Linked DNA regions of Homo sapiens: region 2 is linked to region 1. A link is a contact called in ENCODE Hi-C or POLR2A ChIA-PET data. All regions are on one chromosome and are shown on one strand. Each heading gives the region's core, a stretch centred on a gene start or an enhancer-like site at or near the end of the contact. The rest is flanking DNA. Distances are from core to core; before and after follow the strand shown.

Evidence for each region. Hi-C counts contacts between places; a loop is a spot of excess contacts on that map. ChIA-PET counts read pairs that join two places held with the same protein, here RNA polymerase II (POLR2A).
Region 2: a loop to region 1 is called in a map of mammary epithelial cell, with 2.9 times the contacts of the local background. The contact joins two enhancer-like sites. A Hi-C loop is called at or near these places in 2 of 168 maps with a recorded cell type or tissue (PC-3 and mammary epithelial cell). POLR2A ChIA-PET finds 5 or more read pairs at or near these places in 6 of 52 experiments (AG04449, BJ, H1 and 3 more).

Annotation. Positions count from the first base shown.
Region 1 is chr5:73,363,538-73,367,360 of GRCh38, forward strand. No RefSeq gene overlaps it. Among named protein-coding and RNA genes, the nearest start is that of LINC02230, 28 kb to the left of the region's middle. Within about 2 kb of position 1,899, at least 5 of the 41 ENCODE cell types and tissues checked have a DNase peak (open chromatin) inside an H3K27ac peak, as active enhancers do; they include PC-3 and mammary epithelial cell, where a contact is called at or near this core.
Region 2 is chr5:73,411,269-73,414,955 of GRCh38, forward strand. No RefSeq gene overlaps it. Among named protein-coding and RNA genes, the nearest start is that of FOXD1, 36 kb to the right of the region's middle. Within about 2 kb of position 1,428, at least 3 of the 41 ENCODE cell types and tissues checked have a DNase peak (open chromatin) inside an H3K27ac peak, as active enhancers do; they include PC-3 and mammary epithelial cell, where a contact is called at or near this core.

The sequences.
Region 1 (3,823 bases), core at 649-3,148:
GGGCATGGTGGTGCACGCCTGTAGTCCCAGCTACTTGGGAGGCTGGGGGAGGAGAATCGCTTGAACCCAGGAGGCGGAGGTTCCAGTGAGCTGAGATTATGCCACTGCACTCCATCCCGGGTGACAGAGTGAGACTCCATCTCAAAAATAAAATAAAATAAAAAAGCAATCCTAATTATTTTATAAAAATTCCTTAAAAACTAACACACTTGTTTCCTTGCTATGACAAAAAATATGTTTCCACTATGTTTCCCTAGAAGCTTTCCAGCAAACACAACCATTATTACTCATAATTCTCAATAATCAATAAAATATTGGCCAAGCACTTTATTACTAAGATTACACACAATGAGGCATGGAAAATGTTATCTGTGGTTTATCCACCAAGAGTCTTAATGGAATACCTGCTGGAACCACAAAACCGTGCTGAAGACTATAGAGACACACAGATTTCCCTTCTCCTAAAGCCTTGCTGAATTGCTCTGCAAAGTGAAAAGCTGAGTCAATCCTCTGAAAAATCAGTGGGGAAAGAGCAGCTCCTTGAGGCAGGCTGTATCTTATATACTGGCCTCCTCCATCTGGTGAGGAGAAGGCATTCCTGGGAGAGGGAGTACTACCTGGTCCCTCCCTCTGCAGATGGGGAGCAGACTGTGCCTTGCCAATTCCATTTCTGTTCATTCTGATTCCCTGAAGTCATGACTTGTATCTAGACACAGTTCCTTCAGCTCCCGTTCAGAAAATTGTTGCTAAATCTTCCAAGGCTGCTGCAGTATTTGTGAGCTCTTTCATCATGTCAAAGGACTTCCACCAATCCCTCACTGACTGCTGAACTATACCTTGTGTTTCTTCAACCATATCCTCAAAGGAGCATGAGCTGCAGTAAAACTCATAATGCGGTCCAGTGTGATCTTTTGCCTTTGTTTCTTTGAAACAGCCCTCTTAATAACACTGCCTCACACAGTCTACCCAGGATAACCTGCAGGACTCGTTGGCTGACAGCATGTGCAGAATGGTGAGCTACTGCTCATTGCTCACTATGCTGCTGTCACTGGCTAATAGCATATGTGCATGGGAAATACATATATTAACTGTGAATGCTAATAAATTACATATAGATTCTAACTGTTTTCTGATTTTCCTTGTCCATCCCTCTCAGTACTTGAAGGGCTACTCACCTATTAAATTTGTTAATTGGAAGAAATGTCTGAAGATCCCCACAAGGCAAGTTTATTCAATTTAACTTTTCTAACTTGGTTCAGATTCACCATATAAATGCTCCATGTTTTACTTCACTTTGTCTCTGTTAAAACAGTCTCCACAACCAAGTTGAGCAGAAGAGTTAGAAACTGTTTCAGATATTCCTTTAGCTCACACACACCTTTGCCAGAAAAATTACCTTTCCAGAATTTCCAAAATTAAGGTCTCATTGTAAACACTTAATCATTTCACTACTGGACACCCTCATTCAGAGAGGAGCTGTCATTCAATTTAGTTTGTTTCAAGTGATTTTCTGTACTTCGGATGGAAGAAATAATGGTTGTTTTTTGTCCACCAGGTTTCTATTCTCTCTTCCTAATCAACAGCCTGATTCCTTTGGGGGAATTACCTCTTCCCCTTCTGTGTAGTTTTGGTGAGACTATACCTATCTCCTATCACAGAAACTGAGAGATTAGATCTTTTCCCTCTCATTGTGTTAATATAGCCATTGGCCTGCCTGTGATAAGAGCTCAACCAATAGGTTCCCCTATCAAGACTTTAAATTTTGAGTGACCCAAAGGTTACAGCTTTGTCTTTTTCAGACTGTTCCAGTTATGGCATCATTCCTATGACACAGGCCTCCTCACTCTGCAGCAGTCTTGGTTTCTGCCTATCCCACAGCACAAAATGAAGCAATAAATTTATTTATTTATTGAGCATGTCATAGGTGGTAAACATTGTTCTAGCCCTGACTCACCAAGACAATTGAGGAAAACATATTTATAACTCCAAACACACCTCTTTGGCCTGCAGGAGATGGCTCAGTAAGCTACTAAATTATTGCAGCAACTGTATATGTTTTCATTAAATCTGCAGATAAATGATCAGGCATGTATCCGGCGTTGTTCCACTGGCACTGCTGTGGACTAAACAATGGCCAGTGTTCTGATGTGAATCATTTGAATAGTTTTCAACCCACTTGACTATTCTGGGCTTTATTTGTCAGTTAAACAAATAAACCCAGAGCTTTTGTTTTTATTAGCCGGCTTGAACTACTGTGGCCCAGTTGAGACAGTACTACTTTCATTGCATTGCATCGCATCTCAGCAGGCCTGCTTAAAAGCCTTTGGTGGGCTGGGATTTCCCTTTCCTTCTCAGAACTGGTTTGATCAAAAGCTTCCCATTTAATCTGTCCTTTAGAGCCATCTATGGGAATGAAAAATGCTCCTGGTTGTGCTGATGCGAAAAGAGTGACAGCTAACCTCGGATTGGGACTACCTAGATTGAGGCACCTGTGCCAGGGAGGAAAGAACGTCACCCACCAGGAGAGCAGAGCAGAAGGCATGAGAGAGAGGTGGGCAGGGAGGGGACCGCAGGGTGGGCACAGCCAGTGCCTGGGCTGCCACTTTGATGAGGTGTGATCCCTGAGAAACCCTTGCACTTGTTGCTCTTAGTGGTATGTGTTCCACACAGGTGGCCTGAGGGAAGTGCTTGTGGTGTCCTCCTGAGGAGCGGGACAGGCAGAAGAAGGGAAACTGAGGTATCCTCAGGAGCCCCCTCATAAAGACATCTCTTTACCCCAAGGCCTTGTCCTGTGACCGCAGAAATGACAGCAGCAAAAAGGAACAGAGTGTCCAAGCTGACATTTTGCCAAGCCTTATTCAGCGGCCAGTCTCCTAAACGAGCCTCCCCGCTGATTTCCAACAGTTGAAGAATCTGGCTTCCACAGGGAACAGCTCTCATGAGCAGTGGTGCTGGAGACAGGTAATTTGAGGTCTCTATTTAGATCACTGGTCCTCAACCATTTTGGCACCAGGGACGGGTTTCGTGGAAGACAGTTTTTCCGCGGACAGGGGGCAGGGTGGTTTCAGGATGAAACTGTTCCATCTCAGATCATCAGGCATTAGTTAGATTCTCATAAGGAGCAGGCAACCCAGATCCCTAGATTGCATGCGCAGTTCACAACAGGGTTTGCCCTCCTGTGAGAATCGAACAACGCAGGTGATCTGACAGAGGGTGGAGCTCAGGCAGTAATGCTCGCTCACCTGCCGCTCACCTCCTGCTGTGCAGCTTGGTTCCTAACAGGCCATGGACTGCCAGTCTGTGGCCCAGGGTTTGGAGACCCCTGATTTAGATCACCCAAGCCCACAAGACCAACACACAGCCTAGGCACAAAAAGGAATGTTTAGAACTGAATTCCCCCCATTTGAGTCTTGAAGATAGATGCTCACTGAAGTGGAGAGACGTGGCTGGAAGGTAGAAAAAAAGGTGAAAGAGCCAATCGATCAGTCCAAAATGCAGGTCTGTTGTGTTCAAGTATTTGAATGAGGTTCTCAGTTGGCTCAAGGAGGACAGAAAGAAGGAAATAAGACTGCTGCTTCCCAGTGACTTATTCTTTTTTTTTTAATTGAGAAAATTCACATAACATAAAATTCACCATTTGGAAGTGTACAGTTCAGTGGTTTTTAGTATATTCACCATGTCGTATAGCTATCACCACTATGTAATTCCAGAACTTTCCATCACCCCTAAAAAGAAGCCCCATACCCATCAGCAGTCACTCTCCCTTCTCTCTTCCGCTAGCTGCCATCAACCATTAACCTACTTTCTGTCTCTATGAATTTGC
Region 2 (3,687 bases), core at 178-2,677, 47 kb after region 1:
AGGCTCCATCCCAGATCCACCAAGTCAGAACTGCTAAGTTTAGAGGCCAGGAACCTGCATCTTAAAGAAGCTCCTGGGGGTTTTATGCACATTAAAATTTGAGAACCACTCTCTATAGTGGCAGAAAAGTCGGCCTTACATTCCCCATAGTGCTTTGAAATTCATTCCTTACTTTTCCTCTATTTTCAGGTGAAATTGAGAATAGCTGGTCAACAAATTTTCTTATATTTAAAAAACATTATAAAGGTACTCTTCATTCCTTTTTCCCCTCCAGACTAAATAATATAAATACAAATAATATTAATTCCTTAGTCTTGATAGGATGTATTTTCTAATCATTAAATCATTCACGAACTCTGGTCAAATTCTTTCCTCTCCAGAATCATAGACAATACCCTTTGACCATGGAAAGAGATCCCACTGTTTAATATTTCAGATTAGAAAAATCAGAAGCCTAGAGAAGTCACACTAAAGCCATCTGTATTAGTCAGGGCTTTTCACAGAAATTGAACCATTAGATACATAGATACATATATATTATATATCTATATAATATATAATATAAATATATACAATTATGGAGGCTCAGAAGTCCCTTCATCTGCAGGTTCGAGACCCACAAACGCTGGTGGTGTAAATTCCAGTCTGAGTCCAAAGGCCCAATTTATCCAGGGGCACCAATGGCATAAATCCTACTCCAACAGCAGGAGAAGACTGATGCCCAGCTCGCAGGCAGGCAGGAAGAAAAAGGGACGAATTCCTCCTTCTTCAGCCTTCTATTCTATTCAGGCCCTCAATGGATTGGATGATGCCCTCCTCCACTGGAAAGGGTAATCTGCTTGACTGAGTCCACCGATTCAAATGCTAATCTCATTTGGAAACATCCTCACAGACACACCCAGAAAGACTGTTTACTCTGGGCACCCCTAGGCCTAGTCAAGTTGACACATAGAATTCACCATAACACTATCCTAATCAGGGTTATTTCCAGCCATGAAAAAATGTATACTTATGAATTGTTAACTTAATGGTATCTGCCTCTATCTAATTCCTCCTTCCTTCCTGTTAGCCTTTTGTGTTGACTTTGATCGATGAAGGAACAAACCTAGCACTTACAGGCTGTGTCTGAGCCCTGTCGTGCCACAGGAGGATGTGAGTGATGAGACTGGGAAAAGGTACTCATGAGGTAAGTCCTAAGCAACTTTTCACCTGACCTTGTGAGCTTTTGAGCTTTTGCAAGTCTTGAGAACCAATCATACCTTTTTGAGCAACACAAAAATGACACTTGGTGAGGGCCATAGACAGCATTCTGATACTGCTAGAGCCAGAAGGCTTAAAATCCTAGCACTGATACCTGCTATTTCTCAGCCTTTAGTTTTGCTCTCCCTTGAAAGAACTCTGCTGATCATTCACATATGCATTCATCAAACATGAGTCAACATTCCCTGAATATTCACAGTCTAGCAGAGTTACAACAGGTACTATGAATAACGAATCTCTGAATAAGAGAGAACTTTGATGAGTTAGAGGAAAGGAAGAAAATAGAAGGGTTATTCAGTTTCAAACCACACTGATTGAATGATTCAGAGCCCCTTTGTGTGCATCCACAAGAAACAGACAGAGCAATAGGGAGAGCCAGGTCACCCAAACTCCTGCCATTCATACTCTTCTAGCAGTAGAAAAAGTACCACTACTTGGCTAGTACCCAGCCACATATTTCCCATTCTAGAGACAACTATGGGACTTTACTGAGAGTGTCTTTTTTTTTAGTCAGACTAGGAAAGTTAACAGTTTTAATGGCTTTTTTAAGTCATAAAGTATTTATGAAGTACCCATTATGAGCAGAACTTTTTAAAATTAAGAATTGCTAAAGAAATTAGAAGATACAGTCAGCCCGTGAGGATTTTACAATTTATTTAGGACAGAAGATACTCATATTATTAGAGAATGCTATAGGAATTCAAATTAAGAATTCAGTTTCCTGGAAAGGATGATTGATCAGAGGAACTATCATGAGGAAGAGTCTAGAACTGAGTCTTGAAGAAAATGGAGAGTGGCATTGACAGAGAAGAGGAAGAAAGACTTACTAGGGAGGGCGAACTACACCCAACAAAGGCACAGCAAGGAGAAAGTTCACCAAGGTAAGAGGAAGACCAAGAAATCTGGGCAAACTGAATAAAGGGATCATTTAATGGGAGCTGTAAATAAAAGGTGAACTCAAGGGGTGGAATTCTTTGAATTCAGGCTAATTATTAGGTTGGCCATATGAAACTGCCACTTTTGTAGGTCAATTATTGGGAATTTCATATGGTTCAGTTAGAAATATGAAGTTCATGAAATGACAAAGTGAAGAAGCTATTTTGGGAAGATTTATCTGGTAATGGGTAGGCTGGAAGTCAGCTACACTAGAGACCTGGAGACAACTAGGAATTACTCTAATAAATTGAGCATAAGATGGTCATAACATGGATGAGGGTAGGCTGTGGATATGAGAGGAAGAGTCAAATCTCACAGGCATTACAAAGGAAAAATTTCACCTAGACTTGATGACTAATTGAACATGGGCAAAAAGGGAAAGAGAAGAGTCAGAGATGAATACGAGATTTGCAGTATAGGGGACTAGAAGGATAGTGTTGCCATGGACAATAGAGGTGTACCTTGGTTTATGCAATAAATGCTTTCCTGAAAATGTGTGTAGCACAAAATTTTATAAATCAGGTCATGATTTAAATACACTAAGAACACTTGCTGCATTTGTTAGCATATTGATTTGCTGCTTTAATAAACAGAAAGATAAACCAGAATGGCCAGTAACACCACACCTTGGGGTTATCTTTACTAAATATGGGCCCTACTGAACAGAAATTAGAGCTTATCACAGGACAACAAATTTTGTTTGAAAATAACCTTTTTACTACTTTTTTATCTGACTCTAAAAGTAACATAGTGGCTTAAATAAAATAGATTTGTCTCTTATGTGAAGGTCTGAGCTGGTAGAAAACACACAAAGCAGGACAGGGCTTTGTGGGGGCCCAAGTTCTTTTCACCTCTTTGCTCTATCATCCTTTATGATGTTGCCCTCATTTACATGACCAAAACTGGCTCACCATCATCTGTCCTTGTGCCAGGTTGTAGAAAAAAGAAAGAGGATATCAACGACAGCAGCTTCTGTATTAGGACATGCCAGAAGTTGTACACATCACTTCTACTCACATCCTACTGGCCAGATCTTGGTCACATGGACATATCTAGCTGCAAGTGATCCTGAAAAATATAGTCTCTAAGGGTAGCCATGTGCCCAGCTAAAAATTAGGGGGGTTTTCCATTAAAAAGAAGACTGGAACAGCAGATATTGTGAGACAATTAACAATTTCTGTCATAGTTGAGAAAGTCTTGTAAATTGCTTTGAAAATAATAGTTAAGAGAAAATCTAGATTTTCAATTATCAGGTGGGCTAGGACTGCCATACATCTGTATAGGGAATGGGAAGAAGAAAATATCACTTCCTTTTCCCAAAACTGTGCTCTAGTCTTTGAGATTTTGAGCTAATCAATGAGTCAAGAAAGCACTGAAGAATTGTTTGAACAAACTGGTTGTCAAATTTTAGAACTGGGAGGAATCTTATAAGAGTATCTTATTAAACACAGCATGAACCAATAGATTTTCTGGAAGGAGATTTCTCCATGT